2 separate regions of the Homo sapiens genome follow, and region 2 is linked to region 1. Evidence: chromatin loops called from intact Hi-C (ENCODE). Cell type or tissue: CD14-positive monocyte. All regions are shown on one strand. Each heading gives the region's core, and the rest is flanking DNA. Links, peaks and the distances in the headings are about the cores only. Region 1 has its middle 17 kb from the start of MSANTD3. Region 2 overlaps LOC105376177 (a long non-coding RNA gene).

Region 1 (16,661 bases), core at 3,508-11,507:
TGTCTGAAAAACAAAGAGTTTGGTTTTGATCCCTAACAGCTGTTTCAACATCAGTTGCTACCACCCTCATCTTTTCACTCAAATTTCTAATTCAGCCATTGTACTTCTCAGTGTCTTTTCTAGAAAAAGACTTGCCTGTGATTACCAACAGCCATGTTCATGGCAGCTTTGATTATGGACAATAAAGGAAGGCAGGAGGTAGGGAGAGAGAAAAGAGGGAGGGAGGGAGAGAGAGAAAGAAAGCAAGAAAGAGAGAGAGAGAAACATTGAAAAGAACTTAAAAGTTCATCAATAGGGAAATGCATCAATAAACTATGGTATTTCATAGGACTGATAAAGCATTGTATTGATGTGCATTTTTGTTTGATGATTTTTGGTTTGGTTTGGTTTTGGCAAGCCATTTTGACTCCACAGTTTTAAAACTGGTAAACATTTTAGACCTGGGCACATTCCCACACAAGGAAATTTTGGACTTTTATTTATTTATTTATTAGAGACAGGGTATCACTCTGTCACCCAGGCTGGAGTACAATGGCACATAGCATGATCATAGCTCACTGAAGCCTCAAACTCTTAGGCTTAAGCCTCTCGAGTAGCTGGGACTGCAGAAGAGTACTGCTGAGCTCAGCTAATTAAAAAAATTTTTTTTTTAGAGATGGGGTCTTGCTATGTTGCCCAGGCTCATATCAAACTCTTGGCCTCAAGCAATCCTCCTACCTTGGCCTCCCAATCTTCCTGCCTCGGCCTCTCAAAGTGCTGGTATTACTGGCATAAGCCGCCATGCCCAACAAACGAAGGACATTATAATTTAACCTATTGTTCTTAACTCTACCACAAAATGAGTAGTTAGTATGTATAGGCAAAGCTAAAAAAGCAAGACACCAATGGAAGATGACAAGATGATGTTACTCTTCTGTAGCATCTGAAAGGATTTGCTTACAGTGTTTTCATAAGTTAAGAATTAAATATAAACTGTCAGTATTGTGTCCAATTTATAATAAATATTTCTGTAGAAAGAATTAATATAAAATAAAATTGACAATGGCTAAAACTGCACATGGTAAACGTGCAATTTGATAAGTTGATTCTAAAATTTATCTCCAAGAGAAAATGTTCAAGAATAGTGAAGACATTTTGCAAAAGATTCAAGATGGCACTCATTCTATCAGATAGTATCCTACAAACTTATAGAAATTAAATTTGCCTGTCTCTAAACAGGATTAGACAATTAAACTCAAAGAATAAAATAGAACCCTGAAAAGACTCTTGGACATGTAGAAATATCATACATTTAGACCATAGAGGAAAAGATTGATTAGTCCACAAATGGAGTTGAGATAATTAATTACCTGTTTACAGAGAAATAACATTCCTACTCCGCATCACATAAAAAGAAAGATTCCAGATGCATTTTAAAGCTACATGTAAAAAACATTAGCTAGGTATTAAAATAAAATAGAGCACTTCTTTGTGTTATCAGAAAAGGAAATACAAAAAGCAGATCCTTGAATAATGTGTCTTTCAACATCGTTTTCTTCTAATTTTGATGAGAAAAAAATTGGTTTTCTATGTTGTTTTGCTTAAAGTTGCAGTTTACAAGAGCCTATTGACAATGTTAAGTGAGGACTTACTGTACTTTCTTATGTAAAATACTACAAGCAAAGTCATACAGAACAAGATTCATAAATATAACTATGTAAAAAATCATTTCTATACACATAGTGCCCAGATATTGATTTCTAATAGCATTCTCCAATAAAAGGGACCAGGATTCTTTGAAAAAATGGCTGATTCGAGAACTAGGGTAGGAAATATACAAGATAAGCATTGTGCATTTTTTAAAGTTAGAAAGTAAGGAAGAGCTGGCCGGACACGGTGGCTCACCCCTGTAATCCCAGCACTTTGGGAGGCCAAGGCGGGCGGATCACCTAAGGTCAGGAGTTTGAGACCAGCCTGGCCAACATGGTGAAACCCCATCTCTACTAAAAATACAAAAATTAGCCGGGCGTGGTGGCAGGCGCCTGTAATCCCAGCTACTTGGGAGGCTGAGGCAGGAGAATTGCTTGAACCCGGGAGGCAGAGGTTGCAGTGAGCTGAGATCACACCACTGCACTCCAGCCTGGGGGACAAGAGCGAGACTTCGTCTCAAAAAAACAAACAAGAAAAGAAAGTAAGGAAGAGCTAAAATATGTACACAATTTTGGAGATGTGTTGAAGGGACACAGGAATTAATTGAAGGTGATCCCAATGGCCAAAACTAGAACAATTTGAGCAACAAAAGAAAGTAGCATTGAATTTTTTTTTTTTTTTTTGAGACAGAGTTTCACTCTGGTTGCCCAGGCTGGAGTGCAGTGACGCAATTTCGGCTCACTGCCACCTCCGCCTTCCGGGTTCAAGCAATTGTCCTGCCTCAGCCTCCCAAGTAGCTGGTATTAAAGGCGCCTGCCACTACGCCCAGCTAATTTTTTTATTTTTAGCGGAGACGGAGTTTCACTGTGTTGGCCAAGCTAGTCTGCAACTCCTGACCTCATGATCCACCTGCCTCAGCCTCCCAAAGTGCTGGGATTACAAGCATGAGACACCATGCCTGGCTGAAGTAGCACTGAATTCTTAATGTAACTCAAAGTATACAATAAATAACCATGAGCCCATACTGTACAAATAAATGATGGAATAAACACATTAATTAAATTAATAGGGAAGAGTAGGCAACTCTTCTATGCAGAAGAATTCCAAATAATATGTGAAGATACTCCATCCTTAAGGTGGTGGAGCATAAATTCCCACCCCTTAAGTATGGATTGTGCAGTGACTGCCTTTCAAAGGGTACAGTATAGAAAAGGGGGAAAAAAGAAGAGTAACTTTACCATGGAGAAACCTGACAAACGCTATTTCAGCCAGATGAACAAGGTTAATATCACTAGTGACAAGTCATGTTAACAATCTGTACCCTTGAAATGGTATGATCAGAGTTACCTCTTCAGGTTTCCGCCCCCAAACCCAAACTCCAGTCCAATGATTAGAAAAACACCAAACAAATCCCAACTGAGGAACGTTCTACAAAATACCTAATTAGTACTCCTGAAAACATCAAGGCTATCAAAAACAATAAAAGTCTGAGAAATTTTCACAACCAAGAGGGGTATAGAAGACATGATGATTACATTTAATGTGCTATTTCGAATGGGACTGTCCAACAGAAAAAGGACATTAGGCAAAAATGAAGAAAATCTGAATAAAATATGGGCTTTAGTTAATAATAATGTATCAATATTTGTTCATTGATTGTGACAAAGATACCATTCTAATGTAAGATATTAACAATAGAGAAACTAGGTGTGGGATATATAGGAGTACTCTGTTCTATCTTCACAGTTTTTCTGTAAATCTAAAACTACACAAAAATAAAAAGTTGATTTTTAAAAATTGGCTTCTATGTTATAGACACCCTTAACAACACTAAAAGACAAAATCAAAACAATGATGTACTATTTTCAGATACCAGATTGACCAAAATGTAAAACTGTTTGGAAAAAATGGGTTCTTTCATGGAAGTGTAAATCGATAGGAGCTTTTTAAAGGGCAGTTGCTCTCAGAATGTTAAAATGTGTATTCCTAGGTATCTAGAGAACGACTACTTTCACATATGCAAAAAAGGGCATGCACAAGGGTTTCCTAAAGCATCATTAAACCTAACTTCTATCAAAAAGGAAATGATTAAATAAGCTATGGAATAGTCATATTTAGAACACCGTATTTCGGCCGGGCGCAGTGGCTCACGCCTGTAATCCCAGCATTTTGGGAGGCAGAGGCGGGCGGATCACGAGGTCAGGAGATCGAGACCATCCTGGCTAACACGGTGAAACCCTGTCTCTACTAAAAATACAAAAAATTAGCCGGGCGTAGTGGCGGGCGCCTGTAGTCCCAGCCACTCAGGAGGCTGAGAGAGGAGAATGGCGTGAACTCGGGAGGCGGAGCTTGCAGTGAGCCGAGATCGCGCCACTGCACTCCAGCCTGGGCCACAGAGCGAGACTCGGTCTCAAAAAAAAAAAAAAGAACACTGTATTTCATTAACTCGAGGATGTGACCCGCTATAGCCTTCGTTATTTCATACATCATTAAGAAAGAAAAATGATCCTAATTAAGCTATGACACAAAGCTTTCTTGCCATTTATAATTTTTATTTTATACTTATTGAAAAAGCTAATTAAGGCTTAAGACATCTTTAGTTCCATATTATCCTTATGCATAAATTAAAAGGATTCATGAAATAAATTGATTACCATATAGCTAAATCCTCTTCTCAGAGTCTGAACCTTCTGTATAATGTTTAGACTCAGAATCATCAATATGCCAGGCTGCTAACCTCCATTCTGCAAGTTTTGATGCATACCCAGCAGGCAATGACAACCACATCACTATTGCTGCCTTGCTAGCTGACAGCAACTGTAAGATGCATACCAATCTGAGAGATCATAAAATGTGAATAAAAAAGTGTGCCTTAGAAACAAGAGTATTTTGCAGCAGCTAAAGGAACTGAGGAATTCTAATTCATATTGCTAAGAAAAAATAGCAAGTTGCAAAAAATAATATGCAGTATAAGCACATTTATGGAAAAAAGCAAAATAAACCTCTATGTTTGTGGGACATTCCCTGAAAATTTGGCTACTCAAATTTTCTTCCTTTTTTTTTTTTTTTTTTTTTTTTTTTTTGATACAAAGCCTCTCTCTGTCTCCCAGGCTGGAGTGCAGTGGCGCGATGTCGGCTCACTGCAACCTCCGCCTCCCGGGTTCAAGCGATTCTCCTGCCTCAGCCGCCGGAGCAGCTGGGACCACAGGCTCGCACCACCATGCCCGGCTAATTTTTTTGTATTTTTAATGGAGATGGGGTTTCACTATATTGGCTAAGCTGGTCTCAAACTCCTGACCTCAGGTGATCCGCCCACTTTGGCCTCCCAAAGTGCTGGGATTACAGGCATGAGCCACCACATCCGGCCTCAAATTTTCTGTACTTGAAAATTCTATACTTTAGATACTTGAAATTACCTTTCAAGTATCTATAGAATGGCATGATAAGGGGGACCTCACAGCTCCCCTTTATTGTGCCATTCTATACTTTAGACACTTGAAAAGTAACTTTCCCAGACTCCTGTTGAGAGGTCAACTTGATAAAATTCCTGTCAATGAGTAGCAGGCGGGTATTCCCTTAGGCTCCTTTTCTTGAATGAAAATATAAAACTTCACAAGAAGATGACTTTTGGCTTTTCTTATCTAGTACATGCACACAATTCCTCGAGAAGCAGCAATCATCTTATGACCACAAGGACAAAAGTCACATGCTGGGAGTGGTAAACTGAAAGATAGAAGGACCCTAAGCGCCTGAGAGCATTGTTGAGCTGAGCTGCCATGCACTCCCGCTGTGCGCTGCCTGCTCCTGGGCTTCTTTCCTCTCCTTTTCTTTGTGTGGTAAAATATACATAAAATTTACCATTTTAACCATTTTTTGGTTTTGTTTTGGTTTTGAGGTCTTGCTCTGTCGCCCAGGCTGGAGTGCAGTGGCGCGATCTCGGCTGACTGCAACCTCTGCCTTCCGCGTTCAAGCGATTCTCTTGCCTCAGCCTCCTGAGTAGCTGGGATTACAGGTGCGCGCCACCACGCCCAGCCAATTTTTGTATTTTTAGTAGAGACGGGGTTCCACCACGTTGGTCAGGCTGGTTTCGAACTCCTGACCTCGTGATCCACCCGCCTCGGCCTCCCAAAGTGCTGGGATTACAGGCGTGAGCCACTGCGCCCGGCCCATTTTAACCATTTTTAAGTGTACAGTTCAGTGGCATTAAGTGCATTCACATGGCTGTGCAACCATTTTCACCATCCATCCAGACGTTTTCATCATCCTCAACTCTGCACCTGTTAAACACTAACTCCTCATTTCTGCCCTACCTGCAGCCTCAGGTAACCATTATTCTATTCATCTGTCTTTGTGTATAATATTTGACTATTCCAGATACTTCATGTAACTGGAATCATACAACATGTGTTCTTTTGTGTATGTTTTTTTTCACTTAGCATAGTGTCTTCAAGGTTTGTCCATGTTGTAACTTGCATCAGAATTTCACTCTTTTTAAAGGCTGAATAAGGTTCCGTATATACCACATTTTGTTTATCATTTATACGGGGACATTTGATTTGTTTCCCCCGGGCTTTTGTTTGTTTGTTTTGTTTTTTCAGGGTTTTACTCTGTTGCCCAGGCTGGAGGGCAGTGGGGCGATCACTGCTCGCTGCAGCCTCAACCTCCCAGGCTCAAGCGATCCTCCAACCTCATGATAATGGTTATAATAGCACTTGCCATTTACTGGGCTTTTTCTGCGTACCAGGCAGTGCGCTAAGCCCTTGATACATACGACGTCATTTAATCTTCACAAAATCCCTGTGATGCACACAACTACAATCAACTACATTTGATACAGGTAGCGATTGAAACTTGGACAGATAACTTGCCCAAGGCCACACACAGTCACACCAGACACTGGAATCTGGATCTGTCTCACTGCAAAGCAGCAATTCTTGACCACTAAAGTAATTGAAAAAAAAAAAAAGCAAAATCAATAGACTCGATGTGAGCAGTAAAAGACGCATCGTGTGTAAACTAAGGTCAGTCTCTGACGGGTTCTCTTTGAGTACCCCCGGGACACCCACTAAACGGCCCCAAGAGCGCTAACCCCACAGAGCCCTAGAGGTTTTCCTGCTCCTATCCCATCCACGTTTTCCTCGTCACTGCAGTCTAAGCTTCGCGAGCTCCTCCCCTTCTTCGCCACTGGCTCCTCCTACGCAAGCGCACTGTGACCCGGAACTTGACTACCGTTCAGCGTGTCTCCCAGAGCTGCTGCGCTGGAGCTGAGGGAGCGCGCAGAGCGGGGCGGTTGGGCGGGGCCTCTGTGTAAGCTGCGGGGCTTCGCGGGCTTTGGGTTGGGGAATGAATGGCGTGGACCGTACTTGTCAAATGGAAGGAGTCGCAAAAATTTCGATTGCACAAGTGTTTCATCCATCCCTCCATTTACTCCAGAAGTCTGTACAATGTCAATGACTGCTGTGTGCTGGCACCCACCTGGCACAACGACTGTGCTCCCTGCGTACCCGCACTTGATGGATACAGCAGTTCATGAAGGAAATGGGGACTAGGGGATGTGAAAGATGTTCCTGGAACCTCCCTCCTTGCTCACAGCCCCCATTTCCCTATCCCCTCACCCCACCACCAAAATTCATATAGGAGATGTCGGTATCTAGCAGGAATGGCACCAGGTTGTCTCTAGGGTTACCATTCCATGCTCCTCTGTTATCCAGAGGACCCGTACTTACCCCATGCGCATTCATCTGAGGGTCATGTAATGGCCTTTTTTAGTGTCAATGTCCTCCTAAGACTGTATGATCTAGGATGGTAGAGACAAGGTCTTGCTCACACTTGAGTCCCCTGACAGTTGAATACCCAGATCCTAACGCAGAGTTTGGCCCAGGTAAGATTCAGATTTACCTCAATATAAGAAACACAAATGAGCAGCTACTCTGTACAGTAGGCTATGTGATATATAGCATACAAAAATAGGCTAAGTCCGCTTTCTAGGAGCTCACAGTCTAGGAGGGTTGGAACGCTTTTCATAAGATAAGGTGAGGAAAGGGGGCACTCAACAAAGGAGCAAATAGCTAGGGATGGGGACTGTCGAAGGCAGACCATTGATCCTTAACGCTGGTCCCCAGGGACAGAGAAAGAGAAAAGGGAGTGGGGGAGGGAGGGGAAGAAAAGTAGTAATTTTGTTTTGCTTGCTTATTTGTATTTTTGTGCCAAACTATTTTTTTTCTATTATGTTTTCTCAAAAGTTGAATATTTTCTCACATCTGCAGCAACCTGGGCCATTATTGCATAAATTCCTCTTTCCTCAATGTCTGCTTCATGTCAGTCCTCTAACCTCTCTCTCCCAGTTCTTCCTCCTGACACCTACCACTCCTCTGATTGCTTAACAAGTGTTAAATTGTAGAAATGGTTTCTGTTCTCATTGTTCAGCTTCACAACCACTTTATTTCTAGAACATATGGTCTCTAACTCATTAAGAAATAGCCGAACTGACCGGGTGCGGTGGCTCACGCCTGTAATTCTGGCACTTTGGGAGGCCGAGTCGGGCGGATCACGAGGTCAGGAGATCGAGACCATCCTAGCTAACACGGTGAAACCCTGTTTCACAGGCTAAAATACAAAAAATTAGCCGGGCGTGGTGGCGGGCGCCTGTAGTCCCAGCTACTCGGGAGGCTGAGACAGGAGCATGGCGTGAACCTGGGAGGCAGTACTTGCAGTGAGCCGAGATCACGCCACTGCAATCCAGCCTGGGCGACGGAGCAAGACTCTGTCTGAAAAAAAAAAAAAAAGAAAAGAAATAGCCAACTATCTATCTATATACACCATTTTATAATTTCCCAATTCCAAAAAGCTTTTCATTTATCCAGTTTTTTGTTTTTGCTTTTTTTTTTTTTTTTTTTTGAGACAGAGTCTTGCTCTGTTGCCCAGTGCAGTGGCATGATCTCACCTCACTGCAACCTCCACCTCCCGGGTTCAAGCGATTCTCCTGCCTCAGCCTCCTGAGTAGCTGGGATTACAGGCACGTGCCACCACACCCAGCTGATTTTTGTATTTTTAGTAGAAATGGGGTTTCACCATGTTGGCCAAGCTGGTCTCAAACTCCTGACCTTAGATGATCCACCTGCCTTGGCCTCCCAAAGTGCTGGGATTACAGGCATGAGCCACCGTGTCCGGCTCCATCCATCCAGTTTTATAAGCAAGCATAGTAATCTGGTAGATTTATTTGACACTATCCCCACCCTTACATTCTCATATCCAATATATTATCAAGTTTTGTCAATGTTATGTCCCGCACATTTCTCAAACCTGTCTGTGTCACACCATCTCTACCAGCACCTTAATCCAAACTTTTACCTGGATTAATACTATACTCACCTCAATTTCATTTTTGTTTGTCTGCCAATCCATTCTCCCCAGAGCAGAATAATAATATTCTTAATATGCAAATCTAATCTGCCATTTGATCCTAACACCTGTCAATGATTTACTTTCATTTCAAGGTTAAAGACCAAAATCCTTAGTGGGACCTACAATATTGCCCTGCCAAAATCTTCACTCTATTTTACTTTGTTCTATCCACTTTGTCTTTCTGTCTTACCCACTGGCCTTCTTTCAGTTCCTTAAAAACACCCTTCTACCACAGGGACTTTGCACATACTATTCCCCCTACTTCATGTATTATTTTCCTTGTTCTTCATATTCTTAGCAACTACACATCCTCTAGGTCTCAGATTTAACATCACTTCTTAAGAGAAACTATCTCTGACTCCCAGATCAAGTCATTACAAAGATGAATTCTGCCAAGTAAGCGTGATCAAAGTAAAAGTGTGTGTTCAGAACTCCATTTGCTCCTCCTGGTGCACTCTTCACGTTTCTCTGCCATGCCTTGTGGCTAAGCAGGCTGATTTGTGTGGACTACACCAACATCTCCCTGGCCTCCCTGGCCCTCAGAGCAAATGAGGGTGTCAAGGTGTTTATCCCCTGCACCTCCAAGCTGGGTCGCTGCACGCTGGCTACTCCCTCAACCAAGTGCCAGCTACAGCTTTTGTCAGGCAGCTGTCTCCATGGAGGTTTCTTTGTCTCCAAGTTCTAGGAACTGCTGCCTCCTCTCGCTCCTCCAAGCTAAGGGGTACCATCAACAGTGCTATCACATACTACATTATTACTTCTGGTTCCCCTAATCCCTGCCCACTCCTTTGTAAATAGTTCTTGTATTTAACACTTTTCAAATTACCCTCTTGCTGTTTGCCATCTGTTTCCTCTGGGGACCCTGACTGCGACATTGCCCTGGGGAATTTTTGGTGTAACTAAAGTTTACATCATTGGTGTCAAAACTTTTATTTATGGCCAACCAAAAGGATTATCTAGTCCTTTATATTTATAAAATGGAATACTATATGGTTACTGAAAAAGCATGTTTTTGAAAATAGAAACAGGATAGAAATATGTTGAATTTGGTCTCAATTTTATTTTAAAAAATCTTAACTAATATTTGTCTCTATTCAACAGATATGCTTCAAAATGTTAATAGTTGCTTTCAGAGTGACAGAATTACTTTTTTGTATATGATTTTCTCTATTTTCCTGGTTTTCTGCAATAATATTACATTTTTATGATAATAAAGATATATAATATATATACATACACGTTATTTTAAGACATTTTTAATTGATCCAATTATTCAAGTTATAAAATCCATTAATTAATTAAAGTATAAATTAAACAAGACAATGAAAGTATATTGCCTAGGACACTACTTGCACGAGGTGGACACTCAATGTATCAATAACAATTTATCATGACAAATAAATGTTTTCCAAACTTCTCAGCTTTATTAAACAAAATACAGAGAACACAAATTAGACTTTTCTGGATGACTTGGGAATATTAATTATCATATTGTACTTTAATAGGATGCTCTGAGCTCATTTAATTCAATTCTTTCATTTAACATACCAAAAAAAATCTGTAAAATAGAATCATCCCCAGAGAGGTTAAGTGACTTCCCTGAGGTCATATACAGCTAATTAGTGCTCTCAGCTCATTTTTTTCTCTCTAAAGACTTCCTCCAAGATCTGCTTCCTTTCCTCCAGAGAAATACTTCTTTTCCTATATTTGTCAGTACGTGCAACTTATTTAATTCTATTGCAAACTTTTTTTTGACTAATTAACCCTATTCCTAACTCTGTAATACTACATTATGTATTTTTTCTTTCTCTCTCCTTGTCTCAGTTCTATTTTGATTCTGGAAATAGATGTTATCAAGTGAAATGAATACTAATAATAGATAACAGTGAAAGAAAATAAAATAGATTCAGAATAAACTTAGATTTAAGAATGAGTTGCTGCAACTATCTGAGGCTGGTGACGCAGTTGGTAAAAAGAATTTACCAAGGCAGGCTGGGCATCATGGCTCACTCCCGTAATCCCAGCACTTTGGGAGGCCGAGGTGGGCAGATCAGTTGAGCTCAGGAGTTTGAAACCAGCCTGGCCAACATGGTGAAACCCCATCTCTACTAAAAATACAAAAATTAGCTGGGTGTGGTGGCACATGCTGGAATTATACCAGCTACTTGGGAAGCTGAGGAGGGAGGATCGCTTGAACCAGGGAGGCAGTGGTTGTAGTGAGCCAAGATCATGCCAGTGTACTCTAGCCTGGGTGACACAGTGAGACCCAATCTCAAAAAAAAAAAAAAAAAAAAAAAAAAAGAATTTACCAAGGCAGTATATGAGAGAAAGTAGTAAAAATGCATTGCAAGAAGGCAATGGGCAGATCAGCAAGAGAGGAGCTGACTGCAAAGAGACAGAGGCTTGCTTGGGTTTTATAGGATGATGCTTGTGCTGGAGAGGGATATGTGCAGTACAGATAATGGCTAGGTTGCAGTGAACTAACTTGCATTTTTCTATCAGCTGAGGGACTGGTGATAGCTGGGTGCAGGAAGATTGTGAGCTATTTGCGCAGGAGGGCTATGTGTCCTGGACCATGAAGAAAGGCAGACTCACAGCTTATCTGCTTTTTCTTTTTGCTTTCCCCTGCTCCCACCAGCCTGACTCCCTTTCTCTAATTAGGACTCCACATGAATGCCATCAACTTTTAGAGCCAATTAACATGCCTTGTACTCCCCTTCAGAAATCACACAAATGCCTACCATCACCTTTCTCCACCTCTTTATACTAACAGTACTTTGGTGAGGTGTAATTTATGTATTAAAAATGAATACATTTAAGTGTAAAGCTTGATGAATTTTGACAAATATATACACTTGTGCAACCATCATCCAGATCAAGGTGAAGAAATTTCCTTAACTTCGGGAAATTCCTGTATGTCTCCTTCCTGTCATCTTCCCCCCAGACCCCACGAGACACACCACTATTCTGATTTCTATCACCATAGCTTGGTTTTGTCTGTTCTTGACCTTCTTATAAGGAATCATGCAGTGCGTACTCTTTCATTCCGTGTATGAGCTGTTCATTTCTTTATATTGCCATATAGTATTCTACTGTGTGAATACACCTCAATTTATTTATCTGTTCTTCTGTCAATAGACACTTGGGTTATTTCCAGTGTGGGCTATTATGAATAAAGCTATTATAAACATTCCTGCACAAGTCTTTTTTGGAAATACAGTAAACTTTCTTAAAACAGGAGGGTTTTTTTGCTTTTTTGTTTTTTTAGCTCATCAGCTATTGTTATTGTATTTTATATATGGCCCAAGACAATTCTTCTTCTTCCAATGTGGCCCAGGGAAACCAAAAGATGGGACACCCCTGGATATGCCTAGGAGTAGAATTCCTCCATCATGAGGTAAGTACATGTTTCACTTTTTAAGAAACTACCAAACAGTGGCCGGGCGCGGTAGCTCACGCCTGTAATCCCAGCACTTTGGGAGGCCGAGGCAGGCGGATCATGAGGTCTGGAGATAGAGACCATCCTGGCTAACACAGTGAAACCCGTCTCTACTAAAAATACAAAAAATTAGCTGGGCGTGGTGGCGGGTGCCTGCAGTCCCAGCTACTCTGGAGGCTGTGGCAGGAGAATGGCATGAACCCGGGAGGCAGAGCTTGCAGTGAGCAGAGACCGTGCCACTGCACTCCAGCCTGGGCGACAGAGCGAGACTCAGTCTCAAAAAAAAAAAAAAAAAAGAAACCACCAAACAGTTTTCCAAAATGGTTGTTTTATTTTACACTCTTTCCCATTACCCCACATCCTCACCAATACTTAGAATTACCAGTCTTCTAAATTTTAGCAATTTTGATGAATATGTGTTAGTCTCTCATTATGATTTTAATTTGTTGAGCAACTTTTCATACATTTAGCAGATATCTATTTTGTGTGTGAAATATCTGTTCATTTTGCCCATTTAAACACTTGGGTTGTTTGTCTTTTTATTATTGATTTGTAAGAGTTCTTTAGATATTCTGTTTACCTGTTCTTCATCTTTTCCAGTCTGTAGGTTGCTGTTTCACTTCTTTAAAGTGTCATTTAATAAACGAAATTTTAAAATTTTTATGAAGTCCAATTTATTGACTGTTTTTTTTTTTTGTCCAGTTAGTGAATTGTGTTATAGGAAACAGTTATCTGCCCCAGCACGGTGGCTCACGCCTGTAATTCCAGCACTTTGGGAGGCTGAGGTGAGCAGATCACTTGAAGCCAGGTGTTCAAGACCAGCCTGGGCAACATGGTGAAACCCTGTCTCTATCAAAAATACAAAAATTAGCTGGGCATGGTGGTGGATGCCTGTAGTCCCAGCTACTTGGGAGGCTGAGGTGGGAGGATTGCTTGAGCCCAGGAAGTGGAGGTCTCGGTGAGCTGTGTTCACACCACTGCACTCCAGCCTGGGTAACAGAGCATGACCCCAACAATCCCCAAAAAAAGAGTAGTCCAGAGACTTTTGCAAAGAATGAATGGATGGGGTTTGCTTTATCAGATATTAAAATATTGTATAAAGAGGCTGGGTGCAGTGGCTCATGCCTGTAATCCCAGTACTTTGGGACGCTGAGGCAGCTGGATCACTTAAGGTCAGGAGCTCGAGACCAACCTGCCCAACATGGTGAAACCCCATCTCTACTAAAAAAATAAGAAAATTAGCCAGGTATGGTGGCAGGTGCTTGTAATCCCAGCTACTCCAGAGGCTGAGGCAGGAGAATTGCTTGAACCTGGGAGGCAGAGGTTGCAGTGAGCCGAGATCATGCCACTGCACTCCAGCCTGGGCGACAGAGTGAGACTCCATCTCAAAAAAACAAACAAAAAAAAAACGTATATATAAAGATAAGTAATTTTAAATGTATGTTACTCCAGAGAAATGGAAATTTTTAGCAAAGAAACAGAATAGAGTTCAAATATAAACAGATACTTCTAAGCACATGGGCAAGGATGTACAAGCCCATAAATGATATTGAAACAACTATTTATTCATTGGGAAAAGAAATCAAATACTTACCTTACATTAAGGCAAAAATAAATTCCAGATGGAGCTTAACATTAAGAAATCATACCAGTATTAAAAGCAGAAATGAAAAGTGTTTATAATCTTAATGAATATCTTATGCAAATGCAAAATAATGGGAAATTAACTGTAAGAATTGTCTTCTGCCTGAGATAATAGACAAAAATACATGAGAAGCAATTTAAAACAAATGAGATAACATTTTTCAGGATCAGATTAGGAAAAATTTATTAATAAAAAACATGCTTTGTGTCACTTAATGGATACCCTGATACATTACTAGTGCACATTTATATTGATATAATCTTTTTGAAGGACAGTAGTTAGATTTTAAATGTGCAATCCTTTCAATTTAGAAATTCCACACCTATATACATATATATATTCTAGAGACACAGATGTACACAAAGAGGCATGTATGAGGGAGTTCACTAGAACATTAATTTTGATAAATGGTGTTTAAAAGTCATAAAGTAGGCCAGGCACGGTGGCTCACTCCTGTAATCTCAGCACTTTGAGAGACCAAGGTGGGAGGACTGCTTGAACCCAGGAGTTCCAGACCAGCCTGGGCAATATGGTAAGGCTCCATCTCTATTTTTTTTTAAAAAGTAATAAACACACTGTATAATACTGTATTTCATTGACTCTAATGTGACATCAATTGTAAGACCCAACATTATTTTGTATACCAATAAGAAAAAAAAATGCTGCCAATTGAACTGTGGCACAATACTTTATTATGTAGAATATATATTTATATTTAATGAAAGAGATCTTTTAGACTTATTTAACCTAGATTTATAAGTCACATATCACTTTCTTTTGCACTCACAAAATGGAAAATATAAAGGAAATAAATGAGTTAAGGTATTTTTAAAACAACTTCACAGGCAAGGTGCAGTGGCTTACACCTGTAATCCCAGCACTTTGGGAGGCTGAGGCCAGTGGATTGCCTGAACTCAGGAGTTTGAGACCAACCTGCGCAACATGGTGAAACCCTGTCTCTACAAAAAATACAAAAAATTAGCCGGGCATGGGCACACACCTGTGGTCCCAGCTACTCAGGAGGCTGAGGTGGGAGGATCACCTGAGCCCAGGAGGCAGAGGTTGCAGTGAGCCAAGATCTCGCCACTGCACCCCAGACCAGGCAACAGAGCAAGACCCTATCTCAAAAACAAAAAACAAAAAACTTCACATTAGGTCAGCAAGTCTGACTCTTCTGAATCCCTTTTGAGTCAGAGTCATCAATGATGTGCTTTTTCCCCATGAAGTTGTCCCGTGTGCCATCCAAAGTATTGGTGATACAGCATTTGTTTAAAAAATGTTCCTCTTTTTCAGTTTCTGTTGGATTTTCTAGCAAACTGACACCCATTCTCAGGTTTTGATGCACATATAAAGTCTGTGATAAGAGATTGTATTAATTCATTCTCACATTACTGTAAAGAAATACCAAAATACCTGAAAATGGGTACTTTATGAAGAAAAGAGGTTTAATTGACTCATGATTCCACAGGCTGTACTGGAAGCATGGCGGCATCTGCCTCAGGAAACTTACAATCATGGTACAAGGCAAAGAGGGAGCCAGCATTTTACATGGCTGGAGCAGGAGGAAGAAGAAGAGGGTGGAGGTGCTACACACTGTTGAACAACCAAATCTCACGATAACTCACACACTCACTATCACCAGAATAGCATCGAGGGGTGGTGCTAAACCATTCATGAGAAACTGCATCCATGATCCAATCACCTCCTACCAGGCCCCACATCCAACACTGGGGATTACAACTGAACATGAGATTTGAGATTTGGGTGGGGACACAGATCCAAACCATATCAGAGGTTTTCACGTTAAGATGTGAAAAATTGTATGTTAAAAATTGATGAAATATATGTGTTATACAGAAATATCTCTTCTAGTACATATTAAATGAAAATAGCAATTTGCATAGAATACGTACAATATGATTCCAGTTGTGAAAGAAAAAACTAAAGAGTTTCAGTGGCAGACACTCTAGGTTGACCCCCCAGAGCAATTTATAATCCTCTCTTCTTTTTAACTTCTAATAGCTTTATTGAGATGTAATTTGGGTACCATGCAGTTCATCCATTTTAACTGTATAATTCAATGATTTTTAGTACATGTATTCTATTGTGCAACCATCACCATAATCCAGTTTAAAAGCACTTCCATCCCCATAGGTGGTTAGAGAAAGTGCCAGGAAGTGATCAGGGTTCTGGCTAAGACTGCAGAATAGCCTTGGGCTTGTGGAATGGCTAGGAACAGTTTCTGTGTTGAAGGAATGGCATAAAGCTTCAATTCCATACAGATTTACTTGCATTTTATCATTCAGGAAATCTGCATTATTGTTTAAAATGTGCAGGCTCCCACCAAGCAATTCCCTTTGGCCCTACATTTAAAAGTATAGTAGGGACAGCATTACAATGCACTGCAGTGAGTACAACAACAGAGGAAAATGCTGGTAGGGATCAGGGTGGGGATGGGAGGTGGGGAAGGGGATTATAGAATGAGGTGGTGTAGGTGACGGTCCAAAAATGCACTTACCAGGGAAATGGCACTCAGGGCAGACT
Region 2 (16,661 bases), core at 3,233-11,232, 46 kb after region 1:
GTCTGCCTACATTTGAAGTTTAACATGAAAAATAAATTCGTTGTTTTGTGTTTTACTGTTACTCCCAGCCAAGTTAATGCTTACAAATACATTTTCTGTAGCGTTTATGCCAATTTACACTTCTGCCAATAATGTATGAGCACTATTTCTCCACAGCTTCATACGGGTATGTTGTCAAACTTTTGGATTTTGATAATCTTGAAAGTAAGAAAAAATATCTTTTAATTTGCACTTCTCTTATTATGAGTCAGGTTAAACAGCTTTTAGTATGTGGAAGGGTCATTCATTATATTTCTTTTTCTGTTGTTTGAAGTAACTTTAGATGGATTAAATTTAACAGAGTTTAATCGGGCAAATAATAATTTGTGAATTGGGGAGCCCCTTGAACCAGAATAGGTTAAGAGAGACTCCAATGCTGCCACATGGCCTGAAAGGATTTATGGACAGAAAAAGGAAAGCAACGTACAGAAATAGAAATGAGGTACAAAAACAGCCGGATTGGTTACAGCTTGGCATTTGACTTATTTGAATACTAAACAGTTGGCTATTCATGAGTGGATAAAATATGGCTTCTGTGATTGGCTGAGACTTGGCTGCTTGTTACAAAAGTCGGTTTCAGTCTGTTTACATGTCCAGTTAGGTTACGGTTCAATATGTACAGAAAAACCTTTAGGCTGAACTTAAAAGGAAGCAGCTTCCGACTAAATTTAATTTAACAATTGCCACCTCTTGGTCAACCTCTTCACCTCTTAGTCAACTTCTCAATTTTGAGAGGTTGACCAAATTTTTAGGCATTGATGTCACTCTGTCCCCATTGTGATGTTCTTATTTGGTCTCAAATCCCTCTGAGAGACAGTAGAACAGTGGGCTTTGTAAGATGAGAACATGGACTTCAGCTTCAGGTTACTTTTTTTTTTTTTGAGACAGAGTCTCACTCTGTCACCCAGGCTGGAGTGCAGTAGCACGATCTTGGCTCAATGCAACCTCCACCTCCTGGATTCAAGCAATTCTCCTGCCTCAGCCTCCTGAGTAGCTGGGATTACAGGCACCCACCACTATGCCCAGCTAATTTTCAGAGTCTTAGTAGAGACAGGGTTTTGCCATATTGGCCAGACTGGTCTTGAACTCCTGACCTCAGGTGATCCACCTGCCTTAGTCTCCCAAAGTGCTGGGATTATAGGAGTGAGACACTGCACATGGCCACTTTTTTTTTTAATAAGGGTTATAGCAGAGGGGACCTCCTTGTGCTGGAATCTCTTGTTTTCAGGAGAAAACAAAACCTACTCTATGTTAGGATCTATTTGTTTCCTTAAAGTTTTAGTTTAATTCTGTTGTATTTAGTATGAGTGACTTCATTTTGGCTTGGCCTGATCTGTTGGCGCCTAGTGTATGAGCTCAGTCCTCAACAATGGCCTCCCATAATTTTGTTAAAATATTTCCCCCTTGTGGTCAGGTTCTCACTTAGGTAAGACCAAAATTTAGGGCCACTCTCAGTTACCATCATTTTGGGTTTCTGGCTTCAGCATGTCATTCACACGTTATGGCAACTTCACGATCATACTTTTTTTTGAGTTTTTGTCATCCTAGTCAGAGAGGGGCTGATATGGTTTGGCTGTGTCCCCGCTCAACTCTCACCTTGAATTGTATTAATCCCCATGTGTCAAGGGTGGGGCCAGGTGGAGATAACTGAATCATGGGGGCAGTTTCTCCCATATTGTTCTTGTGGTAGTGAATAAGTCTCATGAGAGCTGATGGTTTTATAAATGGGAGATCCCCTGTACAAGCTCTCTTGCCTGCTTGTAAGATGAGAATTTGCTCCTCATTAGCCTTCTGCCATGCTTTTGAGGTCTCCCCAGCCATATGAAACTGCGAGTCAATTAAAACTCTTTCCTTTATAAATTACCCAATCTCATGTATTTTTTCATAGCAGTGTGAGAACGAACTAATACAGGGTCCATTTGACATTCTACGCATGGCTGTAAGAGAATTTAAAGAAGTCTGTTGTGCAACCATGGACTTTGTAGTAGAATTTGCTATAAGGTCTATTATGAGGAATAAATGTTTAATTACTGAATCATTTACTCCAAATCATGTAAAAAGAGACCTAGCAAATGATGTCCATCCAAAAGAGTGAAGGCCTCCTGCCAATGTTCTCTTTAACCTATGATACAAGCTAAGAGGAGTGGACCAATATTTTGTTTTTTGATTCATTATGAAGCAACAAATGTATATTAAAATTTTTCACACATGTTGGTCCTTTATCTTTTATCAATGCATAATGTTGTCCATGTATAAGTTTATAAGGTTGCTTAAAAAATCCTCTACAAATAAAAGTACACTCCAGAAATGCACATAAGAGACTCATTTTCTGGTTTTATTGTGGGTTTTTCTTTTGAGACAGGGTTTTGCTCTGTTGCCCAGGCTGGAGTGCAGTGGTGTGATTATAGCACACTGTAGCCTCAAACTCCTGAGCTCAAGTGATCATCTTGCTTCAGCCTGCTAAGTAGCTGGGACTATTGGTGCATGCCACCAAGTCTAGCAAATCATTTTCATATATTTGGAGTAGGGGGTCAACCCATAATTTGACCACAAACAGTGTCTCACTGTGTTGCCCAGTCTGGTCTTGAACTCCTGGCCTCAAGCAATCTTCCTGCCTTGGCCTCCTAAGGCACTGGGATTACTGACATGAGCCACTGACCCCAGCCTAGTTTTATTGTTCATAGAGGTGTGAGCAAGGAAAAAACTGACAGGTAAGAGCTTCATGATAGTAGAGAAGCCCTGATCATTAATCTGTCATCTTGCAAAAGTTGTCCACATCTAGGATGTTGTCTGTTTCTGAGGAGAAACTTTGCTGGTTAGTGTAGGAGTTCAGTCAGGGTGGTGGGAGAAATTGTAAAATAGACACAAACCTTCTTGGAAGGCTGGAAGGTTTTGCAAAAGCCTCAGGATAGCGTTATGGCTGAAAGCAGCCTAATCCTCTTACCTTGAGTTAATAGCTGAGAGGAGGTACAAAGGAATGTAAAGGAGTTTATCTAAAGAGCTTGTTTACTCATGTGGTGCTGACCTTTGATCATTTGTAGGACTGCTCTCTCCTGGGAGAGTGACCATCTTAATTATCCACAAGTGTGTTAACTCAAAGCCTTTGTCATTAAATCTGTACTAAATAAATGTGAACTTCGCCGGCTTATCAAGGTTGACACTGTGGACTCAGGCAGCAGATCCCCTTAGCCGTGCTGACGGGCAAAATATCTGTGTCAGTGTACATCTTTCATCTGTCACGGGGTAAGGGTCTGTGGGTCAGACCCGGCAGGTGGTGCCCCATGTGAGGAACGCTGCCACGAATTGTGAGAGAACCCTCAAAAACGAAGGTGAAGAAGACTGCACAGTTAGTAAATCAGTAAGTCATTGGTACCTGCTTGGGATTTCCAAGTTTGAGGGAATTGTTCAGGCTAGGTTTCATCATGGGACAACAGTTATCAGCTCAACAGCAACAGTAGATAAAAGTATTGAAACAGCTGCTTAAAATTAGTGGAGCCTCGGTTTCACAGGCTCAATTAAGGGACCTAATGCAAACTGTTGTATCCCATAACTCATGGTTCCCAGAAGAAGGTACACTAGACGTAGAGTTCTGGGAACAAGTGGAGAGAAATCTTAAACAACATCATGCGCAAGGGCAACAGGTCCCAGTAACATCTCTAATGTTATGGGCCTTAATTAAGGCAGCTCTGGCCTCGTTATACACAGAAAAGCCTAAAAAGGGAAGGAAGGAGAAACAGTCACCTACTTTACCACCTCCTTATCCCTTAGCCCTGCTATCACTGAGCCAAAATAACAAAGAGGATACGGAGGTTTTGCCTGAGCCCCCTCTTCCAATAAATTGGAAAAAAGACAGGGGATACGCTATAGCTATGGGACCCTGTCTTAGGCAAGCGGCATTAGAAGGGGAGCTCTTAGCCTGCCAGGTAATACAAGATTAACAAGGCAATCAGGTACATAAAGAGATAAGGAAAAGCATTAGAGATAACGGAGCCGCTAGCCCATTTAATGAAAGGATTAATTGAGGCCAGAGCAGACAACTTCTATATGACTCCATGGGACTGGTCAGTGCTAGCTAAAACAACTTTAAACGCCAGTCAGTACCTCCTCTGGAGGGCAGAATTTGATGAATTATGTGAACTGCAAACCTCTTTCTAATAATGGCCACTGTTATTCCTCCACTACCCTTGACGTGGCTCCCTTGAAATCCTATTTGGGTAGAACAGTGACCTTAGAAGGGAGAGAAATTACATAGAGCCCATGAATTAGCTGAGGAGCAATTAAAAGCCGGTTATATAGAACCATCTAACAGCCCTTGGAATTCACCCATTTTCGTCATTCCCCAAAACTCTGGTAAATGGAGACTTTTGCATGACTTACGTGCTATTAATGCTAATTTGCAGTCTACGGGGCCTCTTCAACAGGACCTCCCCTCCCCCGCAGCGATTCCTCAAGATGGGCCTATAATCGTTATTGACTTAAAGACTGTTTTTATAGGATTCCCCTTGCAGAACAGGACAGAGAAAAATTTGCATTTACAATACCAGCTATCAATAATGAAAGGCCAGTTTGTTGATTTCACTGGAGAGTGCTTCCTCAAGGAATGCTGAACAGTCCTACCGTGTGTCAGTATCATGTAAATCAGGCTTTGCTCCCCAGTAGAAAATTATTTCCTAATTGCAAGATTATCCATGTTATGGATGATATTTACTAGCAGCCCCAACAGAGCGAGTACTTTTTTTTTTTTTTTTGAGACAGAGTCTTGCTCTGTCGCCCAGGCTAGAGTGCAGTGGCACAATCTCGGCTCACTGCAAGCTCCACCTCCTGGGTTCACACCATTATCCTGCCTCAGCCTCCTGAGTAGCTGGGACTACAGGCGCCCGCTACCACGCCCACCTAATTTTTTGTATTTTTAGTAGAGACAGGGTTTCACCGTTTTAGCCAGGATGGTCTCGATCTCCTAACCTCGTGATCCGCCCGCCTCGGCCTCCCAAAGTGCTGGGATTACAGGCGTGAGCCACCATGACCAGCCTGGAGTGAGTACTTTTAAAATTACATGCCTCTGTGGTAAAGAATACACAGTTAAGAGGTTTAATCATAGCACCTGAGAAGATACCAATGTCCTCTCCTTGGAAATATCTTGGATACATACTAACTTCCTCAATCAGTAAGTCCTCAAAAGGTTAAATTAAATACTAGCAACTTACACACCTTAAATGATTATCAAAAATTACTGGGCGATATTAACTGGCTTCGCCCCACCTTGGGCGTATCTATTGATAAGTTGCAAAACCTGTTTTGTATCTTAAAGGGCAATACAGCCCTGGACTCTCCCAGATATTTAACTCCTGCAGCACAAAGGGAAATTGAAGAAATAGAACAAGCTATTTCCCAAAGGCAACTAGTTCGCATAGACACCCAATATTCCATCCAATTGTTTATTTTCCCTAATAAACACTCCCCTACAGGGTTAATAGGACAGATGGCCCCAGGGCTACGCTTTCTAGAATGGGTTTTTTGCTCACATACCAGGATTAAAACACACTCGACCTATATCCAGTTAGTCAGTAAAGTCATCTATTCAGGCCGCAGACTATGCAATCAGTTGCTAAGTTATGACCCTGATGTCATAAGAATTCCTTTGAGTAAAAAGCCATTTGAAGCAGTATTGCCCCTCTCTTTAGATCTTCAGACAGCACTCTCTGATTACACAGGCCATTTAGAACATATGCTTACTGCTGACAAGCTCCTTCAGTTCTTATCTCGTACTTCTATGGTTTTGCCTACAAAAATTTCAATCCCCCATACCTAACACTTTAACACTGTTTACCGACGGCTCTGGTAAACATGGAAAGGTGGCTGTTTGGTGGAGAACACATAATTTCCTCACTTGTTCTGGATTTACTAGCACTCAGAGAGCTGAGGTTGGAGCCTTAATATTGGCCTTGGAAACTTTTTCTGCGCAGCTCATCAATATTGTTAGTGACTCTACTTACTCTATTTATTGCAGAACCTGAGACAGCCCTAACTAGGTCTACTCTAGAGCCCATCCTGTGTGCACTTTTTCTCCAGCTTCAGCAATTGCGAGATCAACGTACAAATCCTATTTTTATTACACACATTCAGGCCCACAGTTCACTGCCTGGCCCATTGGCTTATGGCAATGATCAAGCAGACCTAAAAGTTATGACATCACTGCTTGACCAAGCCACCCAATCACATCAACTTTTCCACCAAAATTGGAGAAACTGAACTAAACAATTTCAACTTACCCAAAGACTAGCTAAACAAATTATCCTGCAATGCCCAGATTGCCAGCTCACAGGCACGTCCCCTTCTTCTACAGGTGTTAACCCTAGAGGACTAGAACCTAATCAGTTATGGCAAACATGTTACACACGTCCCTGAATTTGGAAAACTAAGATATGTACATGTATCCGTTGATACCAACATTCATCTAATTAGTGCACACGCTCTTCCTGGAGAGTCCACTGGATATGTCATTAAACATCGTCTTTTAACTTTTGCATTTATGGGGCGGCCCACAAAAATTAAAACTGATAATGGTCCAGCTTATGCCAGCTCATAATTTCAACAATTTTATCACACACAGAACATCCAGCATTCCACAGGCATCCCGTATAACCCCCAAGGACAGGTCATAGAACAGGCCCACTCTACCCTTAAAAATATGCTCAGAAAACCAAAAGGGGGAGTATGGGTAAGGACCCTGGAACACAACTAGCACAAGCCTTATTTACCCTTAATTTTTTAAATTTAGATGACAAATTTCAATCAGCTATAGAAAAGCACTTTGCTAAAACCTCTCAAGACAAAACCCACAGTTTTATGGAAGGATGTAAATAGTAATGAATAGTGTGGTCCAAATGATTTGCTAACATGGGGAAGAGGATATGCTTGTGTTACACCCCCTCAGGTCCTCTTTGGATTTTAGCACGATGCATCAAACCATACCATGGCGTGGCTAGGACCCAACCCAGTACCAGAAATAAAGAAAATGACCCTACAGGACCCACAGCCCTGGACAATGCGGCTTCCTTGGACAACACAGGCCCCAGACAGGATGCCGAAGAAAACAACTCAGAAGGTGAAGCGCATCCTGCTCCAAACACAAACACCATTCACAACCAAATAATTTATTCCTTTTTTAATTTTCTCACTCTGCCTGCAACCAGTACCTGCTACACTCTATTGGGCTCATCTCTTAAATCTGCCTTTCTTCTGCCCTGTTACTTTGACAAACACCCTCTTCCCAGCTTCCAACAACGTGACTGCTTAACTAAGAGGGATTAACATACCCCCAGTGGGGTTCCTTAGTAACGGCACACATCGAACTGAAGTGCCAGGTAACACTACAGGTCACTCCTTGATTAGAAAAGAATATTGCTAATTATACTCATGTTTGTTTTATGTTATTTACTAATTCTAAGATGCAAAGCCAGAATATGAGCAGTGACCACCGCACCTGACAGACCTGTTGCTGCACACATCTGTACTCTCTAATCAACGAAACCTGATGCTAAAAACAGAAAAGGTGGAGATGTAGTTCAGTCAGGGTGGTGGGAGAAATTGTAAAATAGACACAAACCTTCTTGGAAGGCCGGAAGGTTTTGCAAAAGCCTCAAGATAGGTTATGGCTGAGAGTGGCCTAATCCTCTTACCTTGAGTTAATAGCTTAGAGTAGGTATAAAGGAATGTAAAGGAGTTTACCTAAAGAGCTTGTTTACTCATGTGGTCCTAAGACCGACCTTTGATCATTCATAGGTCTGGTCTTTCCTGGGAGGACAACCACGTTAATTATCCACAAGTGTGTTAACTCAAAGCCTTTGTCATTAAATCTGTACTAAATAAACGTGAACTTCGAGAATTATCAAGGCCGACGCTGTGGACTCAGGCAGCAGAGCCCCTTAGCTGTGCTGACGGGCAAAATATCTGTGTCAGTGTATGTCTTTTATCTTTCACTGGGTCAGGGTCTGTGGGTTGGACCTGGAAGGTTAGCTTTGCCTTAAGGTGTCTAATGGGTGTATAGTTCCCAGAGTGGGAAGGGGCCTTTCTGAGTTGTGAGATTACAAACCCAAGTTTCAAGGTTCCAAAGTTTTGCTGCAGTGTGAGTGGCAAGGGCAGTCTTTCTCTGATCATTTCCAAAAGACCCAATCTCTGGGTTTTAGATCCATGAAGGGTTAGATTGCCCTCAGTCCGTGGACCACAAAAAGCTTTCTTTATCTAGTGAAAATACACTTGGGCATTGTGTTAGGTTGTTCTTGTGTTGCTATAAAGAAAAGGAATACCTGAAACTGGGTAATTTATAAAGAAAAGAGATTTAATTGACTCATGGTTCCTGCAGGGTGAGCAGGAAGTGTGGTGCCAGCATCAGCTTCTGGTGAGGGCCTCAGGAATCTTCCAGTCATGGTGACAGGCAAAGGCAGAGCAGACACATCACATGGCAAGAGTGGGGGCAAGCAGGGGTGTTGTCACACACTTTTAAACAATCAGATATTGCATGAACTCACTTATCACCAAAGGGCTGGTGCAGAACCATTCATGAGAGATCCACCCCTATGATTCAAACACCTTCTACCAGGCCCATCTCTAACTGGGAATTACATTTTAGCATGAGATTTGGAGGAGAAACATATCCAAACCATATTAGGCATAATGCATTTGCATTAATCCATTTGCATTACTATAACAGAATACCTGAGACTAGGTAATTTTTAAAGAAAGGTAGTTTAATTGGCTCTTGGTTCTACAGGCTGTACAAACATGATGCCAACATCTACTTGGCTTCTGGTGAGGACCTCGGGAAACTTACAGTTGTGGAAGGCAAAGTGGGAAGCCAGGATATTACGCGGCAACAGAGGGAGTAAGGGAGAACAAGGTGAGAGGGAGGTCCCAGACTTTCAAACAATCAGATTGCATGTGAACTAACTGAGCAAGAACTCACTTATCACCAAGGAGATTGTGCTAAACCATTCATGAGGGATCCGCCCCCATGATCCAATCACCTTTCACCAGGCCCCACCTCTAACATTGGGAATCATATTTCGATATGAGATTTGGAGGGTACAAATATCCAAACACATGCGCATTAAAACCTTGTAGCATTTAGTTATATCAGAATTTAGAAACAGAAGATATTTGAAGTTTTATTATTAGAAGCATAGGCCTTTTAGTGACTATTGTGTAAGAGGTCAACTTATGTTTTCACTGGAAGTAGATCTGATTGTCATTAAACTCTAATATCTTTGACCAAGGCAATCTAGTCAACTCAGTTAGCTTTGTCTAATGTTACTGTATCTGTAACACCTTATTTAACTATCTTACAACTTGTCCAGTGAAACAAGTATGTTTTTTGCTGGAGATTTCTTCAGGAACAACCCAGGAGGGAAACAAATTTTTAAAATAACCTTTTATCTATTGTTATAACATCAGCGCCCTTGCACGGGAAATCTTTTATAAAAACAACTAGAAAAGATGCCTTGAAAATGAAAAGTGAGTAAAATTCTTCTATAACTGTTTACATGGCCCATCAGGTAGAAAACATGTACCTGAAATTCTGATTGTCTTTCCAGGATTATGAATTTAAGAAACCAAACATTGGTCATAAACAATTTTAGCAATTTAGAATAGTCACCATGCCAATGTGTATTCTTTTCTTTCTTTCTTTTTTTTTTTTTTTTTGAGACAGAGTCCCACTATGTTGCCCAGGCTGGAGTGCAGTGGCACGATCTTCGCTTACTGCAACCTCACCTCCCAGGTTCAAGCAATTCTCCTGCCTCAGCCTCCTGAGTAGCTGGGATTGCAGGTGTGTGCCACCACACCCAGCTAATTTTTGTATTTTAGGTAGAGACGAGGTTTCACCATGTTGGTCAGGCTGGTCTTGAACTCCTGACCTCGTGATCCGCCTGCATCAGCCTCCCAAAGTGTTGGGATTACAGGCTTGAGCCACCGGGCCCGGCTGTCAATATATATTCTATTTGCATATTTGCATCATCTTATTTCTTCCTTAAGAGTCATGGAATGCACAGCTTTTAATAATGAAAGCTTTAAATACTCAGGAATAACTAGGCAGCCATCTAGGTTCTGAGTCTATGCTTAACATTGGATTTACATCTTCTTAAACTCTATTTTTGCTTTTCTAGTTCAGGTGCCTACCATTGTTTATTAGATGGGTTATCATATGTAATGTGATGTGGATCATGGAGTTCATTCAAATTGCATATCTAAACAATTTCAGTACCAGCTTCTTTAGCATGAAAATCTGGCAAAGTATTTTTTTGGTATTCAACTAATTTTTGTCCTGGTTGGGTTATCAGTTTTATAAACCAGTCTGTCTCTTTCTTAAGAGTTTTAGGAAATTCTTACCCAGTCCAAATGATATGGTTCTAAAGTCATCAGAAACCTGTATTTAAGCAAGTTTTGTCAGGGTCCTTTTTATCTTTTCCATGAACTTCTTTGAAGACACAATACACTAGAATTTTACTTGCTTTTGAAAAATTTTTAGAAACTGTTTCAGAATTAAGTAATCAACTGTGGAAATGACTTCAAATGGTTGTAAAGACACAACTGACAAGGAAATTTGGTTATTTCTGTGGCCTACAATAATTTAACATAATAACTATAATTATGACTGATAATATATCAAGACATATCAGAATGTTAGGAATCTCATATAATTTTGGAACATATATTAATAACATATCTATTAAAATATAACTTGAAGAACGTTAAACTTTATTCTTTATTTCACAATACTTTTCATATAATTTAACATATCAAACCATTTATCTCTCTTTTGGATGTTGTAAGAGCCCTCTGTAGTATCTCAAAGTTAGTTGCAGGTCAAAAAGACTGAATTTTGAATTCAAAATTTGATTTTGAGAAACATCAAATAGGTCAAAGGTTTAAAACAATCCAAATAGGATCACAGGTTACTGTAAAATAACAGTCATTCATTTAGCCAAAATGATAAAAGTTTTTTTTTATTTTTTTATTTTTATTTTTTTTGGGACGGAGTCTCGCTGTCGCCCAGGCTGGAGTGCAGTGGAGCAATCTCGGCTCACTGCAAGCTCCGCCTCCTGGGTTCACGCCATTCTCCCGCCTCAGCCTCCCGAGTAGCTGGGACTACAGGTGCCCGCCACCATGCCTGGCCAATTTTTTTGTATTTTTAGTACAGACAGGGTTTCACCATATTAGCCAGGATGGTCTCGATCTCCTGACCTCGAGATCCACCCACCTTGGCCTCCCAAAGTGCTGGGATCACAGGCATGAGCCACTGCACCTGGCCAATAAAAGGTTTTAAAAAGCAAAAACTTTATTCTTTGAGAGGGTACTGAGTTTTCCAAACAATTAACAGATCTAAGAAATAGCATAAGACAGAATCTTTCTCTCTTTTTCTCTTCTTGTCTTTTTTTGTCATTTACTCATAAGGTGAACAAAAATTTTTACTATCTATTAATACTACATGAAAATTTTTGTTTAAAAGAGAAAGCCATATTTTACTTTTGTATTTGTGTATTATAAATACTAAAGTTAATTTTACTAAAACCTTATAAACCAAATTATCTAATCTCAGTCATCTTTTGACTACACAAGATTTTTACAAACCTTTTATAACATATTGTAATGAATTGTTTTCACTTTTTATATTTAGCTTTATCATATCTTTTAAATTTTTTTAATTTGAAATAATCTTTAAGTAACTATTAAGTGAGATGAAATTATCTTTTTCTCAATAAACATACATTTTTATGTCTCTTATTTCAATAGCTTTAGGGGTACAAGTGGTTTTGGGGTACATGGATGAATTGTACAGTGGTGAAGTCTGGGCTTTTGTAGTACCCATCATCCAAGGCCATTTTCATGTTTTTACAAAGTTTTTCACTAAAAGCCCATCTATCTTTTCCTTTATTATTATTATTTTTTTTGAGACAAAGTCTTGCTGTGTCACCCAGGCTGGAGGGTAGTGGCATGATCATGGTTCACTGTAACCTCAGCCTTCTAGGCTCAAGCAATCCTCCCACCTCAGCCTCTGGAATAGCTGGGACTACAGGCACATGCCACCACACCTGGCTAATTTTTGAATTTTTTGTAGAGACAGGTTTTTGCCATGTTGCTCAGGCTGGTCTTGAATTTCTGGGCTCAAGCAATCCTCCCACTTCAGCCTCCCAAAGTGCTGGGATTACAGGCATGAGCCACCACACCCAGCCCTTGCTTTTCCTTATACACTCTGTATATAGAATTAGTATACTCTTAGTAACCTTAATTTCTTTTATTTTTTCCTTCCAACTTTTCTCATTTCAGAGGGTACATGTTCAGGTTTGTTACATGGGTAAATTGCATGTCACTGGGGTTTGGTGTAGAAATCATTTTGTCACCCAGGTAGTAAGCATGGTGCCCAGTAGGTAGTTTTCCAATCTCCCACCCTCCACCCTCTAGTAAACCCCAGTGTCTATTGTTCCCCTTTTTGTATCCACGTGTACTCAATGTTTATCTCCCACTTATAAGTGAGTACGTGCAGGATTCAGTTTTCTGTTCCTGCATTAATTTGCTTATGATAATGGTCTCCAGCTGCATCCATGTTGCTGTAAAGGATATGATTTCATTCTTTTTACTGGCTGCATAGTATTTCTTCATGTATATATACCACATTTTCTTTATTCAATCCACTGTCGATGGGCATCTAGATTGATTCCATGCCTTTGCTATTGTGAATAGTACTGTGATGAACATATGTGTGTATGTATCATTTTGGTAGAATGATTCATTTCCCTTCGGGTATATACCCAGTGATGGGATTGCTAGGTTGAATGGTAGTTCTATTTTAAGTTCTTTGAGATATCTGCAAACTGCTTTCCATAGTGGCTGAACTAATTTACATTCCCACCCGTAATTTATAAGCACTCTCTTTTTTCCACAACCTCACCAGCATCTGTTATTTTTTTACTTTGTAGTAGCCATTCTGACTGATGTGAGATGTGATCTCATTGCAGTTTTGATTTGCATTTCTCTAATGATTATTGATGTTGGCCATGTGTATGTCTTCTGTTGAGAAGTGCTTATCTTAGTAACCCTAACTTCTAGTGAAAACTTAGGAAGTTTGAGCAGTTTTATATCAGTGTTTATAGATGAAAACATTTTATAATTTTTAGAAAGATTTGTTTTCTCACATTTTTGTTTACCAGTTCTAAATATATTTAGCTTTTAAATACCATAAGATGTCAAAGTACATAAATTTAAATTTGTTTAATAATTACTGTTCAATATTTTAAGTGACTTAGAAGTGACTCAGCCATTTTATGATTATCTATTACTTTACTTAACAAGGATTTTAAGATTTTTAATTACTCAAACTATGACACAGGTATCTTCGCTAACGTCTTTCCTCGGTCTTAAGTAGGCATGTGGTACTTAGAAGGGCTATGAAAGGCAGGGCCCATCTGGTTCCTGAACTTACATACCAGGGGTAGGCTCAGGATAGAAGATAACTGTGAAGACAATGCCTGGAGGATCCAACCCCTTCTAACATAGCCAGGGGGCAAAACTGGAACAGGTAGGAAGTGGTTATAGTGGGCTTGACTGCCTTATAACTGGTGGTCAAGTTGCTAAGAACATGTCCCCAACCCTTACCACAGCTACCTGTCCCAACAAAAGAATCCAGAGATTCAAAAGCAAAACCAAAAGCTTACAGACAAACCAATAAGTATCAAAAATCAAAGAAGCCACGTTATGACCTTAAAACATGTAGTAGACACATTATAAACCTGTCTGATGAATATATCCAGGAGAAAATGTCTGAATTATATTGAACTGACAATTCTGAAGTCATTATTATTTTATTTTACCAACTATTTTAAAACTAGCTTCATTTCCCAAATATTATCACATACATGTAACACATATTGAGTTATAGAAATATAGACACATAGACACAGCAGGTCTTAGAGCTTTCATCAGGAATTCTCATTTGCCAGCTTTCAAAAATAAAGCAAAATTTAGACAGATTAAATTTAACAAAGTTAAACAAAAAACAATTCACAGCTCCCCAAATCAAAACAGGTTGAGAGAGACTGGCACTGCTGCATGGTCCAAACAATTTTATAGAAAAAAAGGTGACATACAAAAAACAAAAATAAAATACAAAAACAGCTGGGATTACAGTGTGAGCCACCGTGCCTGGCCCCTTTCTGAATTCTTTTATTGTTTATAGTAAGTTTTCAGTTGATTTTTTTTTTTGGATATACAATTATATCTGCAAATGGAGATAATTTAACTTCCTCATTTCTAATCCTTTTGTCTTAGACTGATTTTGTGGTGTAATGGTCTTTGCACTCCTGGCCTTGCTGGTCTTTTCCTTCCTGTCTTTTTTCTAAGCCTGAACTGGTAGCCTCCCTGGCCATTCTCTGTGTTATTCAATATACTTTCAATAAATTCCTTTTCACTTAATGTCAGAACTGGTTTTCTGTTACTTTATCTAAGAAGCCCAACTAAATGTTGATTTTGCACATATAGTGCAAATAATGCCCAATGATGCATTATCAGTAGTGATATCTGTTGCCATTTATTGAGGGGCTATTGAGGCTGTGTGCCAAGTCATTTGTATATATAATACCAATCAATTCCTAGACAATGTGCCCCTGGTTATAGTATCATGTTTGAACTCATCATTTCAGCTTCTTCAAAGAGACTGCTTTTTGTGTTAGTAGTAGCTCTAAAATGTAAGGTAAGAGCCAGTTTAATATGTATATGCTTTTGTTTGCTTTGAAATTATAAAGTCAATTTTTATTAGGTTAACAACGTTTCAGGTTTTTTTTTAAAGCAGTGATACCTTATTCCCAAAGCAAATGCTGGAAGCCCAGTATGAAACACATTTTAAAGGAAAGCTGCAAAGGTTGGGTAGATTACGTAGAAGGAAGTTACTTAACCTAGAATATCGTGATGTGTCTGAGCATAGACAAAAAGGACAAAGCGTTTGGATGATGAAATACAGACATTTCTGGACACAGATCTTGGTGGCTCATATGGGTTGAATTGTGTCCTCCAAAAAGATATATTGAAGTTCTACCCCCTAGTACCTCAGGTGACTTTATTTGGAAATAAGGTCTTTAGAGAAGTGATCAAGTTAAAATGAGGTAATTAGGGCAGCCCCTATGACTGGGGTTCTTATAAAAGGAGTAAATTTGAACACAGACAGATATACACAAGGGAAGACAATGTGAAGACACAGAAGGAATGTCTACAAGGAATGTCTAAAGCTACCAGAAGCTAGGAGAGACGTGTGGAACAGAATCTTCCTCAGAATCCTCAGAAGGAACCAATCCTGCTGATACCTTGATTTCAGATTCCATGGTCTCCAGAACTGAGATCCAGAAATTTCTGTTATTTAAGCTACCCAGTTTGTGGTACTTTGTTATGGCTGCGGAAACTAAACACAGCACCTATGTGGCCAACTGGACAGAGTTTTGGAATTGGAGTGTCCTACACATTCCAGAATGTATGTTCGTTGTAAATAATGTTTTTCTGGCATGGGTGAAGGACCTTGATTAATTACATGCTTGTTATTTATCAAAGATCTCTTCAAGCTCGGGAAGTGATCAATCCTTACAATTGTTGCGTTCATCACTTAAGAGTTGGAAAAAGCCTGTCTTCAAGTACAAACTTTTTATGTCCTAAACCAGAGACAGTAAACTGGCAACTGGCAATAAGTATTTTGTTTGGCCTACACAGTGTTTCGAAAATAGGGGGAAAAATGTACTTGCCAATATTTAAAGAGCAGATTTCTTATAAACATTTCTGGATGTTATGGTTTGAATGTCCCCTCCAAAACTCATTTTGAAATTTAATTGCCACTCTAACAGTATTGAGAAGCCGGACCTTTAAGAGGTGATTAGGTTATGAGGGCTCTGCCCTCATGAATAGATAATTGTTATTGTGGGAGTGGGTTAGTTATCCTGGGTGTGAGCTCTTGACAAATAGGATGAATTCAACCTGATTTGTTCTCTCTGTCTCTAGAGCTCACTTCTGCCTTCTACCCTTCTGTCATGGTATGGATGACCCTCACCAGATGCTGATGCCACACTCTTGGACTTCTCAGCTGCAGAAGCATTAGCCAAATAGTCTTCTGTTCATTGTAAACTACCCAGTCTGTGGTATTCTGTTATAGCAGCAGAGAATGGACTTAAACACTGGATTTCCGGTTTGCTTGAAAAATGAGAAGATTTGCATTTCCTCATGACAACAGTTGACTGTTGCTGAAGATCTGCTGCTTCCTTTAGTCAGGCCAGGAGTACTTCTGTCAGCTACATAGCCACCAGACCCACTTAATGGGCTGAGTCTATAAACCCTGTGCTGCAGTGAAGTAGGGAAACAATAAGAGCTAGTGTTTGCTCAGCACCGCTATGTAGCAGGTGCTTCCTAGACATTTATTCAACAAATATTTATTGAGGGCCTACTAGGTGCCAGACACTGCTCTAGCTACTTGGAATATACCAGGGAATAAAACAAACGACCCATGTAAAACTTACATATTAGTGGTGGATGAAGGACAGAATCAAATAATCATTATGATAAATAAGTAAATTACATGGTATATTAGAAGGCGATAT

What was found. A loop is a pair of places that touch in the nucleus more often than their neighbours do. Peaks named below come from ENCODE experiments on the same cell type or tissue, not always from the same donor. Only the 100,000 strongest peaks of a DNase experiment are listed, where the experiment ranks them.
Region 2: a loop joins it to region 1, with 1.9 times the contacts of the local background. A loop is called at or near these places in 62 of 110 quality-filtered maps.

What each region holds. Positions count from the first base shown.
Region 1 is chr9:100,401,970-100,418,630 of GRCh38, reverse strand. No RefSeq gene overlaps it. Among named protein-coding and RNA genes, the nearest start is that of MSANTD3, 17 kb to the left of the region's middle. RefSeq lists a silencer at 6,910-6,999. In CD14-positive monocyte, for the core only: no CTCF peak of the experiment used is centred there; DNase peaks (open chromatin) are centred at 6,840 and 7,990; H3K4me3 peaks cover 2,095 bases; H3K27ac peaks cover 1,316 bases.
Region 2 is chr9:100,355,410-100,372,070 of GRCh38, reverse strand. The region is part of intron 2 of LOC105376177 (a long non-coding RNA gene); the gene reads right to left. Among named protein-coding and RNA genes, the nearest start is that of TEX10, 11 kb to the right of the region's middle. RefSeq lists a silencer at 2,545-2,737. In CD14-positive monocyte, for the core only: no CTCF peak of the experiment used is centred there; no DNase peak of the experiment used is centred there.